3 separate regions of the Homo sapiens genome follow, and all the other regions are linked to region 2. Evidence: read pairs that join two places in POLR2A ChIA-PET (ENCODE). Cell type or tissue: MCF 10A. All regions are shown on one strand. Each heading gives the region's core, and the rest is flanking DNA. Links, peaks and the distances in the headings are about the cores only.

Evidence for each region. ChIA-PET counts read pairs that join two places held together with the same protein. Peaks named below come from ENCODE experiments on the same cell type or tissue, not always from the same donor. Only the 100,000 strongest peaks of a DNase experiment are listed, where the experiment ranks them.
Region 1: POLR2A ChIA-PET joins it to region 2 with 11 read pairs; 10 of 35 experiments call an interaction of 5 or more read pairs at or near these places.
Region 3: POLR2A ChIA-PET joins it to region 2 with 28 read pairs; 10 of 35 experiments call an interaction of 5 or more read pairs at or near these places.

What each region holds. Positions count from the first base shown.
Region 1 is chr22:40,586,556-40,591,977 of GRCh38, reverse strand. The region is part of intron 2 of MRTFA (myocardin related transcription factor A); the gene reads left to right. It also overlaps the pseudogene RPL4P6. Among named protein-coding and RNA genes, the nearest start is that of MRTFA, 47 kb to the left of the region's middle. In MCF 10A, for the core only: no CTCF peak of the experiment used is centred there; a DNase peak (open chromatin) is centred at 3,027.
Region 2 is chr22:40,530,943-40,536,364 of GRCh38, reverse strand. All of the region lies in intron 3 of MRTFA (myocardin related transcription factor A), which reads left to right. Among named protein-coding and RNA genes, the nearest start is that of MRTFA-AS1, 12 kb to the right of the region's middle. In MCF 10A, for the core only: no CTCF peak of the experiment used is centred there; DNase peaks (open chromatin) are centred at 1,244 and 2,494.
Region 3 is chr22:40,596,375-40,601,796 of GRCh38, reverse strand. The region is part of intron 1 of MRTFA (myocardin related transcription factor A); the gene reads left to right. Among named protein-coding and RNA genes, the nearest start is that of MRTFA, 38 kb to the left of the region's middle. In MCF 10A, for the core only: no CTCF peak of the experiment used is centred there; no DNase peak of the experiment used is centred there.

The sequences.
Region 1 (5,422 bases), core at 307-5,306, 55 kb before region 2:
TCTTCCTTCTCCTTTGGACTTGTGCATATATCTATGAAAGAAGAAAATCTGGTTAAGAGCAGCAGAATTACCTGGAGATACTATACTGTCCTTTCAAGGGCTGAAATGGACACATTAACATTTCTTAATCTATGCATTTTTCCATTTTTATTTTTCTGTCTATTGAATGAATTACTGTACTTTTCCTCTTGGCCACTTCCTTTTTATGGTTTAGTGAGATAAACTTAATATAATTTTTCCTTCTTTGTTGAACAAATGTTAGTTCTTTAAAAATAACTTTGAGGTATAATTTATATACTACAGAATTTACCTGTTTGAAGTGTACAGTTTATTTTTAGTAATTTTGTGGAGATGTGCAACCATTACCCCACTCCAGTATTACATTTCCAATACCCCAGAAAGATCCCTTGTAAACACCATTTTTAAACTTCCTTTGAAGTAAGGCGCACATTTTATTAAGTTCTGCATCGGATTTAATCTTCCACTCATGAAGTTTTCCACCACTCTGCGTATTGCACGTCTTCTTTCCTCCTCTTCTTTATATATTAGTTTCTTATTACTGGTCAAACATACCACTCTTTTGTTATTTTTATTACATTTTCTCAACACTTTTTAAAAAGTGTAACCTTGAAAAGAAGGGATTTAGCTTTTATTCAAAGTTATTTTTTTCTTTGAAAGTTGTTATCTTTTTTTTTTTTTTTGAGACGGAGTCTCGCTCTTTTGCCCAGGCCGGAGTGGAAAGTTGTTATTTTATAATGCCTCAGGCCTCTCAGTAAGAGCTCGTTATTATTTCTGGGTTTTCTGTTCACTTCATTTGCTATTTATTTATTTATTTATTTATTTTGAGACGGAGTCTCGCTCTGTCGCCAGGCTGGAGTGCAGTGGCGCGATCTCAGCTCACTGCAGCCTCCACCTCCCAGGTTCAAGCAATTCTCCTGCCTCAGCCTCCTGAGTAGCTGGGACTACAGGCGCGTGCCACCACGCCCGGCTAATTTTTTGTATTTTTTTGGTAGAGACGGGGTTTCACCATGTTGGCCAGGATGGTCTTGATTTCTTGACTTTGTGATCTGCCTGCCTTGGCCTCCTAAAGTGGTGGGGTTACAGCTGTGAGCCACCGTGCCCAGCTGCTATTTATTTATTTTTAAAGGGAATAATTTATTGGTTATTTCTTGTGTGTGTATACAGACTAGGTATTAGCTGATTTGGAGAATTCTGCTCTGTGCATAAGTATTCAGATACTCAGTAAAAGATGTGAATATTGTCATACACTTGAGCTTTTCCTTTTTTTTTTTTTTTTCTTTTTTTGAGACAGAGTCTTGTTCTGTTACACAGGCTGGAGTGCAATGGTGTGATCTTGGCTCACTGCAGCCTCCGCCTCCGCCTCCTGGGTTCAAGCAATTCTCGTGCCTCAGCCTCCTGAGTAACTGGGATTACAGGTGTGTGCCACTATGCCCGACTAATTTTTGTATTTTTAGTAGAGACGGGGTTTCACCATGTTGGCCAGGCTGGTCTCAAACTCCTAACCTCGTGACCCACCCACCTCGACCTCCCAAATTGCTGGGATTACAGGTATGAGCCACCGCGCCCGGCTACACTGGAGCTTTTTAAAGGCTTACCTACCATGTTGGTTTGTCTCATTAATGATGATGTTAAATCTCATCATTGGTTGAGTTCCTGTCTGCCAGATTTATCCATTGTAAACTGTCTTTTCCCCTTAGTGATACATAATCTATACAGCCATACTAATTATTTACTTTTGATATCTCTTGTACAGAAGTGCCATGTAGTTGTCGTAGTAGCAATACATCTTCTTAGAGCAACAAACTAACCTGGCTAACAGTGTTTAAAAATTGAGTATTATGTGGAAGACAGTATGCAAAAAATGCAAAAAAATGAAGTTCAGAATTCATTTAATTTAAGCTTCTTTGTAATGTGAAGTTTTTTTTTTTTTTTTTCGAGACGGAGTCTCGCTCTGTCTCCCAGGCTGGAGTGCAGTGGTACGATCTCAGCTCACTGCAACCTCCGCCTCCCGGGTTCAAGCGATTCTCCTGCCCCAGCCTCCTGAGTAGCTGGGATTACAGGTGTGTGCCACCATGCCTGGCTAATTTTTGTATTTAGAGATGGGGTTTCACCATGTTGGTCAGGCTGGTCTTGAACTTCTGACCTTGTGATTCGCCTGCCTCGGCCTCCCAAAGTGCTGGGATTAAAGGTGTGAGCCACCGTGCCCGGCCTTGTAATATGAATTTTTAAGTGCAGAGTTTAAATACAGTTGCTTAAGAGCCTTGGGACGCAAATTTAGTTTTCCTTGGGTCATAAGGAATTTTTGTTGACAACCTTTTCACAGTTGTACTTTAGTAGACATTATTAGCATGTAGTAGACATTATTAACATTTTTCATAGTTTTCAGACAAGTTCTTTCCTGCTTTTAAAATTCCTTCCTCCAGTCTTCTCATGTATCCCTTGGAACAATACAGCTCTTACTGAGGGGTCTGGAGTTATCTGGGTTTGAACCCTGGCTCAGCAGTTACTTAACCTCTCTGTACTTCACTATTCTCCTTTGTAAAATAGAATAGTAATACCTCATACGTTTTTATGAGGATTAAATAGGCATTTGGCACTTTTGTTGGTCACAGATGTTCAGTAAGCCTGTATATTATTCTCAGTCTGATAACACTTGTCACATAGTAGGCAGTGATTTTTTCCTTTATAAGCTGTACATGTATACATAAACATATAAATGTAGCTCATAGATGTTGCTCAAGGAAATAATCATAGACATTCCTGCTGTAATTGTCTCTGTCACAATCTTGGGGGGAGATTTAGATTCACTTTTTTAGGATACTTGTAGGATCCATATGTTAACCATACACCCCCCAACCATGTCTACATTTGCTGCATATTACTTTGAATATAAGATTTCGGCACTGCGTAGTGCTATGAAAAAAATGGTAAATATTATTTCTACCTCAGACTATATGATCTTTTTTTTTCCCCTGAGACAAGGTCTTACTCTATTGCCCCAGGCTGGAATGCAGTGGCGCAATCATAGCTCATAGCAGCTTTGCACTCCTGGACTCAAGCAGTCATCCTGCCTCAGCCTCCTCGGTAGCTAGGATTGCAGGCATGTGCCACTATGCCTGGCTAATTTTTAAATTTTTTGTAGAGATGGAGTCTCGCCATGTTTCCCAGGGTGGTCTCGAACTCCTGGGCTCGAGCAGTCCTCTGCCTTTGGCTTCCCAAAGCATTGGGATTATAGGTGTGAGCCAATACATCTGGCCCAGACTATATGATCTTAATGTGTACGTTGGAAATGGTTAAATTCAAGGCACTGTTACTATGTTACATCTCTGACCTGAATTGGAGGCCACAGTTCATTAACTGGCAATCTATTGATCTAAGTACAGTTACCAACTAAATTTTTCAGTGGTTCTCAATGGGGAAGGTACCATATATCCAAAGGGTATTTGGAAAAGTATGGAGGCATTTTTGGTTGTTAAGTGACTGTGGGTGGGAGATGCATCACTGGCATTTGGTGGAGAAAACTCAGAATTGTTCACCCAAAATGCCAATAGCGTCACTGTTGTGAAATTAAGCTAAATACTTTGGTAAATCAGTAGATAATGTTTTATCTTAGTTACAAAAAAAAGTTGAGGCTGGGCGCGGTGGCTCACACCTGTAATCCCAGCACTTTGGAAGGCCGAGGCAGGTGGATCACAAGGTCAGGAGTTAGAGATCAGCCTGACCAACATGGTGAAACCTCATCTATACTAAAAATACAAAAATTATCTGGGCGTGGTGGCGCGTGCCTGTAATCCTAGCTACTCAGGAGGCTGAGGCGGGAGAATCGCTTGAACCTGGGAGGCGGAGGTTGCAGTGAGCCGAGACTGCGCCACTGCACTCCAGCCTGGGCGACAGAGCGAGACTCTGTCTCCAAAAAAAAAAAAAAAAAATGTTGGAGTGTGGCCTTCTCACCTTCCCATGGATGTGCTGATCCACTGTTATCAGTGTACTCTGAAAAAGGGGAGTCATCTGGCAAAAATGTCACTTTGTCTCCTGTATTCAAGGCTCCCATTCCACCAGATATTGTGAACTTTGTTCACACCAACTTGCACAAAAACAACAGACAGCCCTATCTTGTTAGTGAATTAGCAGGTCGTCAGACCAGTGCTGAATCTTGGGGTACTGGCAGAGTTGGGTCTCAAATTCCCAGAGTTTGAGGTGGTGGGACTCACTCTTTTGGCCAGGGTGCTTTTGGAAATATCTGTCATGGAGGCCACATGTTTGCACCAACCAAAACCTGGCACTGTTGGCACTGTAGAGTGAACACAATCCAAAAAACAATATGCTATCTGTTCTCCCCTGGCTGCCTCTGCCTTACCAGTGCTGGTCATGTCTACAGGTCATCATATTAAGGAAGTTCCTGAACTTTTTTTGGTGGTCAGAGATAAAGTTGAAGGCTACAAGACAATCAAGGAGGCTGTTTTGCCACTTAAGCCTGGAGTGATACAAAAAAGGGCTATGCCTCTCAGCAAATGAGAGCTGGCAAGGGCAAAATGAGAAACCATCGTATCCAGCGCAAGGGACCCTGCATCGTCTCTAATGAAGATGATTGTATTGTCAAAGCCTTCCGAAACATTCCTAGAATTATTCTGCTTAATGTAAGCAAACTGAACATTTTGAAACTTGCTCCTGATGGGCATGTGGGACATTTCTGCATTTGGACTGAAAGTGCTTTCTAGAAGTTAGACAATTGTGTGGCACTTGGTGTAAAGCTGTTTCCTCAAGAGTAACTGCAATCTTTGCATGCACAAGATGATCAATACAGACCTTAGCAGAATCTTGAAAAGCCCAGACATCCAAAGCCCTTCAAGCACGTTGCAGGAAGATTCATCGTAGAGTCCTGGGGACAAACCTCCTGGAAAACCTGAAAATCATGTTGAAGCTAAACCCATATGCAAAGACCATGCTCTGCAACACCAGGCTTTGCCAGGCCAGCAACCACAAACTCCAGGTGGATAAGGCAGCGGCGGCGGTGGCAGCAGCAGCAGCAGCACCAGCACCAGCACCAGCAGCACCAGCAGCACCAGCAGCACTAGAGGCCAAATCAGATGAGAAAGGGGGTTGCAGTCAAGAAGCCTGTGGTAGGGAAGAAAGGAAAGAAGGTTGTTGTTTTTAAGCAGGAGAAACCTCTGGTGGGAAAAAGGGCAGCAGCTACCAACCAAGACATCAGTAGCTGAAAAAAAAACCTACCACAGAGGAAACGAAGCCTGCTGCATGAGCTTGTTGGTTTATTCCATAAAGGTCAAATAATTTTGGACAGCTTATTTTTAATAAAGACCTGATCAGTGAAAAAAACAGTGATTGCTCATGGCAGGAAGCTTTTTGAACAAATCCTTCAGAGCTTTAGTATGTAATCTCTGAA
Region 2 (5,422 bases), core at 108-5,107:
CGCTGAACTCCATCCTCCCGGCGGTCGGGCGGCGGCGGCTTCGGCCCATTTATTTATTTATTGAGACAGGGTCTTGCTCTGTTGCCCAGGCTGGAGTTTAGTGGGGTGATCACAGCTCACTGTAGCCTGGAACTCCTGGGCCCAAGTGATCCTCCTGCCTCAACCTCCCAAGTAGCTGGGACTACAGACAGGCATCACCATACCTGGCTTTTTTTCTTTTTCTTTTTTTTTTTTTTGGTAGAGATGGGGTCTTGCCATGTTGCCCAACCTGGTCTCTAACTTCTAGTTTCAACCCACCCTCCCGTTTGGCCTACGAAAGTAAGTGCTTCTTGTTTAATTTTTTAAAGATTACTGTTTAAAAAATTGTTTTTCTTTTATTTAGGTCTTTTTACCTCAAAGTGCCAGTGAGATAGTGGGTGTGGAATTGCTAAGAAAAAGTCAAATCAACTGAGATGTTATGTTTATTTGTTATTCCTATCACATGACTCTCAATATCTCCTGTGGTGCTGGAGTATTGACACTGTGGCATTACATGCTCTCTTCTATGGCGAACAGTTTTGGCAGGAGGGAGACAGCCAGCCCTCTGCCCTTCCTACCATCTTCTGTGCAGGAATCTTAAAGTTTATATTTATTTTCCTGTAAATACCGAACTGTGAAAACTTGTTTCATTTGAAAACCCTCATTACTAGAGAGACAAAGTAAATTTAACAAAGACCAGGTGTGGTGGTTCAGGCCTGTAATCCCAACACTTTGGGTAGCTGAGGCAGGGGGATCACTTGAGCTTAGGAGTTCGAGACCAGCCTGGGCAACATGGTGAAACCCCATCTTTACTAAAAATACAAAAGTTAGCTGGGTGTGGTGGCATATGCCTGTAGTCCCAGCTACTTGGGAGGCTGAGGTAGGAGGATCGCTTGAACTTGGGAGGTTGAGGCTGCAGTGACCTGAGATCATGCCATTGTACTCAGTCTGGGGGACAGAGTGAGACCTAGTCTCAAAAAGAAAAAAAAAAAAAAAAAGAAAAAACCTCTCACACAGCAAATTATACAGCCCACATAAGGACCAAGGAATGACTCAATCTTCTCAACCTTTTAGGGATGCTTTTCCCTTAGTTGCTAACCTTTGACCAGACTGTCATGTAGACTCAAAGTTGAAATTTACCCGTTTTTCCTAAGTCAGTTTGAAAATTTGGTTGCCAGAAGGGGCCAGTGAGATGCTTCTGCTTTCCCAGAGCAGCATTTAGCCCACACTGGCTGCTACTCATTGCCTGTTGAGTCATTCCCACAGTTCTATATAGAGCTTTTCTGGCTTTTCTTTTAAACATGATGTTCTTGGAGTGAGAAAGGAAGGAAGTTTTTCTCTCTTGTACTGAGTCTCCCTCACCCCAAATTTGCATTGCTTCTCTTTACTAATAACAAAATATTGCCTTCAGTCATTCTGAGACTATTTTCTCTCTTAAGGTCTCCTACTGCTTTTATTTACCATTTGTTTACTATGTAAGCATTAAGGTATTCGCTGGGCTATTGGCAGCAGCCAGCTTTCACATACAGGCTGATAGTTAACGAGAAAGATTGAAGAATTCTAGATAAACACACCAAACATGGATTCTTAGTTTCCAACTTTAAAAAATTCAGTCAGATAGACTGAAAGTAATCTTAATATCATTGTTATGAATATCAGTTAATGAAAGGTGCTGTGGGGAGCAGTGGCTCATGCCTGTAATCCCAGCACTTTGTGAGGCTAAGGTGGGCAGATCGCTTGAGCCTAGGAGTTTGAGACCAGCTACTCAGGAGGCTGAGGTGGGAGGAGCACTTGAGCCTGGAAGGTCGAGGTTGCAGTAAGCCACATTTGCACCACTGCATTCCAGTCTGGGCAACGGAGTGAGACCCTGTCTCAAACATACAAAAAAAGTAAATGAAATCAAATAACATCAGTATACTGTCTATTCACAGACCGTATGTCTAATATAGGCACAAGTAAGAGGCTCTTTTAGGGGACTGACAGATCTGAAAGACAGATTACAGCTCTGGAATGTATTCAGATGACTTTTTGAAACAGATATTTTAATTGGAGTGGGGGTGGAGAAATAGTTGAGCTTCTGTAGTTAAATGTTCAACTTCCTTAGCCTGTTATCTATAAATACCACATATAAAAAAGCCGTTGGAATTCTTTTTCAGAAAATTTATGGAGCTTACATTTTGTATATATGTGTTTATATGTGTTTAATCTTCTTCCCCACCTCTCATCAATGGGTCAGTAATTGGACTGCTTCTTTCATGAGCTTGAGTTGTTTGGATTGTGTTTAATCTGTTCCACTAAACTGCATTAACAGCAGTCTCTTATAGTGGGATTTTGAACAAAACCTCATCTTCTCTTCTTGAGAGGAAAAAAGCAGTTGATCTGTTTTCTGAAAGTCTCTTTATATATGTCTCTCCCCTCCCCCAGAGACGAATAGCAAGGGGAGGAGCTTGCTCACTGTTCTAACCACACTTAGTATGTCTTAACTGGAGAGCTTTTTGGTTTCCTGTCGGCAGTAATTCAAATCTGTGTCATCTTGACTCGCCTGAAGGGTGGATAAATTGGTAACTGCACTGAGAAGGGGATATTCTCACAGTCTGATTTGAGCATAAGGCATCAGATTGAATTTGTGAAAGCTTTCAAGACAGCTTTTCTCCTGTGACTTTGACTTTCTTCATTATATTTGTGGATTTTTGTTTCTGGAAGAATCCGTCATGACTCTACTGGAACCTGAGATGTTAATGATGGCAGTACAGTCAGGTAATTCACATAAATCCTAATTTCCTAACTTGCTAATAATTTCCTACAAATCTTATTTGCCACAGGCTTCTTTAAAAAAAATGGGTCATATTTGTACTAGGAGTGGACAGAAATGGGGAGGAAGAAATGTACTGCATTTTCAGTTTTTTATTAATTTTTCTCTCATTGCAAATTCTAGTTATTCTGACAGCTTTGAATTAGATGGTTACTGGTTTTAAGATTATTCAGTTGCGGAGACCTGTTTGAGAAAAAAAACTCTTTGTCTTCTTTAATCAAGTGTTGTATTGTCTGTGGCACTGTTTTAAATGAAAGACAATTAAATTGCTTTGCTGTTTTATACATTGTTGTCTTTAATCACTAGTCTAGACTCTATGTTTTTATGAAAGCATCTTTAAATTTTTTTTCTTAGCTGTTCTTTCTTGTTTGTGGTATAACCTTTCTGTACCATCTTTTGGTTCTGTGGAAATGCCCTTAATAACACATAGGATTAGGACTAAATTTTGGAGATGGGTAAGTTTGAGCAAAGAGTCAGTCAACACAGGGGAGGATTTTTGAAATTTTATCTCTAAAAACAGTTTTCCAATTCAGAGTTTTTAAAACCCTTTTAAAAATATAGTTAGTTTTCAGTGGTTTCTTTTACTTTTAGTGTTTTTACACTTGGAAGTCAGATATCTAAAAATAGGGAATGTTCTTTTGCTATTTTTAGATCTCTACTAAAATGTAATCTGTAGTGTTTTCTTGTTTCAGAGCATATCTTAAAAGATTCAGACAAGTGGCATTTGGGGACCTCTTCCCCATCCACTGGCTTTCACTCAAAGGAAAATAAGACTTCTTGGTTCTGGCAGATACTGTCTCTGGCAGAATTGGTCTCACTGTTTTCCTTGGGGAGCATTTTAGGTAGTATGTTGAAAGACAGATATACATCAGTTGAAGACAGGATCAGATGCTATCTGGTTAATAAAGCTTATGATCAGGGAAGGGGCAAAGAAGACAGATACCACTACCATTTTGTTCTTTCTGGTTTTACTAATATGACCATAATGAGTCATTTTTTATGCATATAGGCTATGTGTTTCAGGTTGCCTTTCCTTTTCCTCCTACAGATCTATTGAGCTTTGTGTTCTAAACAAGATAGTGTGCTTATCTGAATGTTTCCCATCTGTCTTTGATGAAAAAGCTCCCAGTTAAACTAATTTGGATTTATTTATTTTTCCTGTCTATTCCAGTTCTCTGCTATGTGTGGGCAAGTGCCTGTTTTATCTTGAGGGGTAGATTTTAGCATTTGAACTCTCTCCCTTTTTAAAATCACCTTGTTACTTACAGATCATCTCAGTCCAGTAACTTTTCTTTATAAAGGTTAAAAGATTGTTTGCTTTCTTCTCAGGTAGTCTCAGTGTTCTCAGCCTTGAGAGGGAAAGGGACATACTTAATATTTTCTTGTCTTGCTTGCTAAGAGCTGTTTTTCCTTCGTCATGTGTTGGGCAGGGCTAGCCACCCATCTGTTGGACCAGCTACTTCATAAAACTTTCAAAGGATGATAGTAGGTGAAATGAAATTGACAAGAGTGTTGGATGCAGGTAGAATGAAGGGTCTGCTGTAGCGTGTATGTGGACTTCTTTCTTTTGTTTATGTTCGTAAAAGTGGAGAGACTCTGGATATAGAAAGGGTAATAGCAAACTGATATCTCCAGTACCTGTCTCCTATATGATCAAAAACATTAACAATGTGTTGGTTTTGTAAAATTGCTACTGTTTTGTTCTGAAGTGCTGTAGCCATTAGCTGGATTGTAACAGTAATATGACAGCTGTATAGTAAAATACTGTCTCTCTTTATGATAGGAAATGAAAAAGCATCTGTTATGAAGCCTCAGTGAACTAAAAGCCATTCTCTGAAAAGTCAAGACTTTTGGGCTTTATCAGTAGATAAACATGAGCCATAGGTTTTCTAGCAATAGAATATTTTAACCTATATGAATATATGCTTTATAGGTGAGACTGCTATTTAATGAGAGTTTTAAAGTAACTAAACCTTGTTGACAGAATTCAGGATGGAAAGTTTTACCCTAAATAAAACTTCAGGATATTGAATATGATAGCAAAGTTCCAGGGTATGTTTTATATTTATGAACAATTTTCATTTGAATATTTGGAGCTTGGGGGTTTTGGTGAGACATGTTCATGTATGTTATATACAAACTTTCAGGCCTGGCATGGTGGCTCACACCTGTAATCCCAACACTTCAGGAGGCTGAGGCAGGAGGATCGCTTAAGCCCAAGAGTTCAAGACCCATCTCTACAAAAAATTAAAAAAAAAAAAAAAAAAAAAAAGCCAGGTATGATGGTGCCCACCTGTAGTCAGAGCTACTTGGGAAGCTGAGGTGGGAGGATCGATTGAGCCCAGGAGGTCGAGGCTGCAACAAGCTATGATCATGCCATTCTACTCCAACTGGGGCGACAGAGCAAGATTCTGTCTCAAAAAATAAAACTTTCATCCTCCTCACTGCTGGTGGTCTCTTACTGGTCCTTTGGAACCAGCCAGATGTATATGTCTTCCTAATTAGATTATTAGCTTCTCAAGGGCAATATATTAATCTATATATTGGCTTCTGATACTGGCACATGGTACTTAGTATTTTTGAATGAATGAG
Region 3 (5,422 bases), core at 264-5,263, 65 kb before region 2:
CATTGTTTTTAAAGAGACAAAGTCTTGCTCTGGTACTCAGGTGGATCACAGTGGCACATCCATGGCTCAGTGTAACCATACCCAGCTGATCTTCAGGCTTTAAAGGTTATGGCCAGTCATTCAGAATTAATCAGTATCAAACGATGAGTATTTTTTTTTGTCATCTATGTGATAACTGCTGAAATTAACTTATTATAAAACTAGGCTAGAGTCTAGGCTAAATTAAATTTGTGTTTTGTCAGCTACTATAAGACAGTAAAATGGAAGTATTAAAAAACATTATTTCGAAGTTGGGCATGGTGGCTCATGCCTGTAATCCCAGCACTTTAGGAGGTCAAGGCAGGAGGATCGCTTGAAGCTAGGAGTTTGACACCAGCCTGGGCAAAATAGACTCTGTCACTACAAAAATAAAAAATTAGCCAGGCATGGTGGCACATGCCTGTAGTCTGGCTCCTCTGAAGGCGGAGGCAGGGAGGAGCACTTGAGCCAAGGAGTTTGAGGTTGCATTGAGCTATAGATGTGCCACTGTGATCCAGTCTGCACAATAGAGCAAGACCATGTCTCAAAAAAACAAAAAAAAGTTCAAAAACTTAAAAATTGTAAAGTGGGTTTTGCTTTGCAGTTTCAAAAGGAAAGAGCTATATCTACTTCTCTGGAGCTACTATGTCTGAGTCTTAATAATGGTCAAACAGGAGATGCTTATTATGGGATGCTGGCAGATGAAGGGAAAACTGGGAACTTTATTATAGAGTTTGAAACTCTTCTTATAAGTGGACAGTTTGAGATTGTAGTTTTTTTGTTTTGTTTTGTTTTGCTTTTTTTGAGACGGAGTCTTGCTTTGTCACCCAGGCTGGAGTACAGTGGCACAATCTTGGCTCACTGCAACCTCCACCTTCCGGGTTCAAGCTATTCTGCCTCAGCCATCTGAGTAGCTGGGACTACAGGCGTGTGCCACCACGGCCGGCTAATTTTTGTATCTTTAGAAGAGACGGGGTTTCACTACGTTGGCCAGGCTGGTCTCGAACTCCTGACCTTGTGATCCGCCTGCCTCGGCCTCCCAAAGTTCTGGGATTACAGGCGTGAGCCACCAAGCCCAGCCAAGATTGTAGTTTTTTATTTTGTAAAGTATTGCATATGTTATGGTACCTTAATGAGCACATGAGCATGTTCGGTTGAATTCTGCATCTGGGTTGACCAGCAGGCTACATAGGCCTTCTTTATTTTCTCTCTCCCTTTTTAATATATACAGGTATTGCTTCCATTTTCCTCTTGTCACCTTAATCAAATATAATCTCAGCCTCTCAAAGTGCTGAGATTACAAGTGTGGGCCAGCATGCCCTGCCTTAACTGTTCTTTAAAATCTCTATGCACATCACACCGATAATCGGAAAGGAAAGATTTGTGGTGGATATGAAAGGCAGCAGAGTGTATTGCTTCTTGTAGGAGGTTATGGATATGCCTAGGAGCACAGTGGTTTCTCTTGACTCCTTTAAGACTCTTGGATCGCTTTAGTCATTACCAGCACTTTGCATGGATTCGCATTTCTGCCTCCCTTACTTGTTTCAGGGGGCCTAGTTTATTTAATCTTCTCTTTGGGTGCAGAAGAAAGAGCAAACAGAGGAATCAGGCAGAGAGAGATTAAGATTTTTTTCATAGGTGTTCAGTTTGAGGAGATATGTAACAATATCTGTTGAGGTGGACTGCTTAAAAACCACAATTCCAAAAAATCCCCACAGTTTATTCCTTTAACTGGAAATTGTTATTTTCCCTCTGCTTTTTTTTTTTTTGATAAGTCAAACCTCTAAATTGATTTTCTTTTGTCTTTCTTCCTTTTCCTTTTTCCCCTCTTCATTCCATTTTTGTTCCTTTCCCTTCACTTCTTTTTTTTTTTTTAAAGACACAGCGTGTCTCACTCTGTCGCTCAGGCTGGAGTGCAGTGGTGTAATCATAGCTCGCTGCGGCCTCAACCTCCCGGGGTCAAGCGATCCTCCTACCTCAGCCTCCTGAGTAGTTGGGACTTTAGGCAAACACCACCATGCCTGATTAATTTTTGTATTTTTTGTAGCGATGGGGTTTTGCCATATTGCCCAGTCTGGTCTCAAACTCCTGGGTTCAAGCAGTCCGCTCGCTTCTGCCTCTCCCAGAGTGTTGGAATTACAGGTGTGAGCCACTGTGCCTGGCAACTTTCCTTTTATCCTTTGCATTCTCTTCCCCTAAATTAAAATGGATTAGTGGCATTCTTTCCAAAGAAGTGCTTGTTTGAAAGAAGACCCAGAATTCTATGAAATTGCTTTTTTTCTTTGTGGGAAGTTTATTTTTTAGAAGATAAGGATAATGTCATCTTAGATTGTAAAAATTATTCTCATCCCCTTTGGAATGTAAGGAAATCTTTTAAAAGCTAAATTTCCACTGGAGAGTCTATGTGCGTATGTATTGAGCCAAAAGTATTGAAAATAATTGCTATAGTTTTCTAATGCCCAAGTTTTTTTTGTTTGTTTGAGACGGAGTTTCGTTCTTGTTGCCCAGGCTGAAGTGCAATGGCCCGATCTCGGCTCACTGCAACCTCCGCCTCCTGGGTTCAAGCGATTCTCCTGCCTCAGCCTCCTGAGTAGCTGGGATTACAGGCATGCACCACTATGCCCAGCTAATTTTTCTATTTTTAGTAGAGATGGGGTTTCTCCATGTTGGCCAGGCTAGTCTCGAACTCCCAACCTCAGGTGATCAGCCCGCCCCGGCCCCCCAAGGTTCTGGGATTACAGGTGTGAGCCACCACGCCCAGGTTTTTTTTTTTTTTTTTTTAGATGGAGTTTCCCTCTTGTTGCCCAGGCTGGAGTGCAGTGGCACAATCTTGACTCACCGCAACCTCCAGCCTCTGCCTCCCGGGTTCAAGCAGTTGTCCTGCCTCAGCCTCCCAAGTAGCTGGGATTATAGGCGTGCACTGCCACACCTGGCTATTTTTTTTTTTTTTTTAAAGTAGCGACGGAATTTCTCCATGTTGGTTAGGCTGAACTCCTGACCTCAGGTAATTCGCCCTCCTCAGCTTCCCAAAATACTGGAATTACAGGTGTGAGCCACTGTACCTGGCCTCTAATACCCAAGTTTTTAAGGAACAATATTTCCAATTTTGGGGGGGCACACACATCTAATTTTTAAAATCTTCCCAGTTAGGGAATGGATATTTAAACTTTTCTGTTGTAATTTCAAAAACAGTGTGTTTAGTAGTATGTAGTAGAATAAATACATTGTACTAGTAATCAGATTCTGGCTCATTTTTCTTTTATCAGATCACTGAACTCTTGTGCTGTAGTTCCCCAACTGAAAATGAAAATACTGGATGTGTTAGTTTCTGAGGTTCTTGTTATAAAAGTGTAGTTATTCTAGGTTTTATTGGCATTTCTCTAATGCTGATAAAAGATTAAGATAATTTTGCTTGTAATACTATTCATATAAAAATAGAATTCATTTCAATATAAAATGAGTTAGACTTGGATTCTAAAGGGGCTTAGTCAGTGAATGACTAAAACAACCTTTATATAAGATGGTCTCATGTAGCAATCAATTTCAAGATCCATTCTCTAGGAGGCTGGGGAGGGGCGGGGGAGGGAAACAACCACCAAAAAATAACATTGTCTGACAACTTTGAGCTAAAATCCAGGATCTTAATTTGAGATTAATGTAAGAAATCTGTCAGGTATTTTTAAAAAGTAACTCATCACTATTTAGGAGTTGACTTTTTCTGTTGTAGCTTTCATTGAAGGACTATTGTTTTAGTCATTCTCTCCTAAATTCCTTTTCCTGAGACTAAAAGATTGAGCTCATACCTTTGCATAACGATCTGGAGAGTATTTTAAACTTGGCATGTTCAAACCTGGCAGACTCGATTAATATGTGGACAAACTAGCACATTAGAACATTTTTTAAGTTCCAAGCCATAAATGTTTTAAATGAACATGGGCATGTATAAAATTAATACTTAAGCCTTCAAATAGCACAGACTTTCAAAATGCCTGTTGCCTTGGGTGACTGATTTTCAGTGAGGCTCTCGCTTACCCTACACATTTCTTCCTCTGCGTGAAGCAGTGCCAGGCACAGAGTCAGGAGAGGGTTTGCTCCTTTGGCGCTCTACTACCCTCTGCTTTCGGCAGAGAAAAGGCTGCTGTTTTACTTCTTAAACTCCTACCATATGGAAAGCTTCTAAAAATAAACTTTGGATTTGTATTGGACTTCTAAATTTGTAACCTTCTTTATCCATGACTAAAGCCAATGTAAATACCTTTAGCTACTCTACATACAAAGCTGTGGCACCGTTTTAGTAAGAAAGATCACCAACCATAATATTTAAATTATCAACTGAATTAGTTTACCTTTCATTTATGTCTTAGTTGGCATGGATAAGGACCTGGTTGTGTTGTCAAGCAAAAACTAGTTGGTGGTTTTTAGTGAATCCACTTTAATTTTTTGTTCATGAATTGTTGGTGTAATTACGTAGCAGACGTATTCGTGAGAATGTAGAAGTACACTAGCTTTTGACACAACAGATTGTTTAAATGGATCGTTATTCACTTTGTAAATTCTGGTCAGTTGGGCCTTCTATCAGCAAGTATATAATGAGCACCTGTTACTTGCCAGGCACTGCTAGGTCTTGCGAGATACAAAGTTGTATAAAAGATGATTCTTGTTCAGACAAGTAAGAGAGAAAGGAAGAAGAAAACCTGGGGACAACCAAATGTTTTAACTGTGTTAACAGAGAAATAGATGCTATGAGAGCATGAGAGCATGGAGGAGAGATGAGTAGAGTAATAGTTGGCTTTTTTTTTTTGAGACAGAGTCTCACTCTGTTGCCTAGGCTGCTGGAGTGCAGTGGTGTGATCTCGGCTCATTGCAACCTCCACCTCCCAGGTTCAAGTGATTCTCATGCCTCAGCCTCCCGAGTAGCTGGGATTACAGGTGTGTACCACCACTCCGAGCTATTTTTTTGTTGTTGTTGTTTTTGAGATGGAGTCTCGCTCTGTTACCCAGGCTAGAGTGCAGCAGTGTGATCTTGGCTCACTGCAGCTTCTGCCTCTCGGGTTCAAGGATTCTTGTGCGTCATCCTCCGAGTACCTGGGACTACAGGTACGTGCCACCACGCCCAGCTAATTTTTGTATTTTGTATTTAGTACAGACAGGGTTTCACCATGTTGGCCAGGCTGTTCTTGAACTCCTGACCTCAAGTGATCCGCCCGCCTTGGCCTCCCAAAGTGCTGGGATTACAGGCGTGAGTCACTGCGCCCAGCCTAATTTTTGCATTTTTAGTAGAGATGGGGCCAGGCTGGTCTTGAACTCCTGGCCTCAAGTGATCCTCCCACCCTGGCCTCCCGAAGTGCTGGCCTTTTCATAGGTGTTCAGTTTGAGGGTATATGTAACCATATCTGTTGAGGTG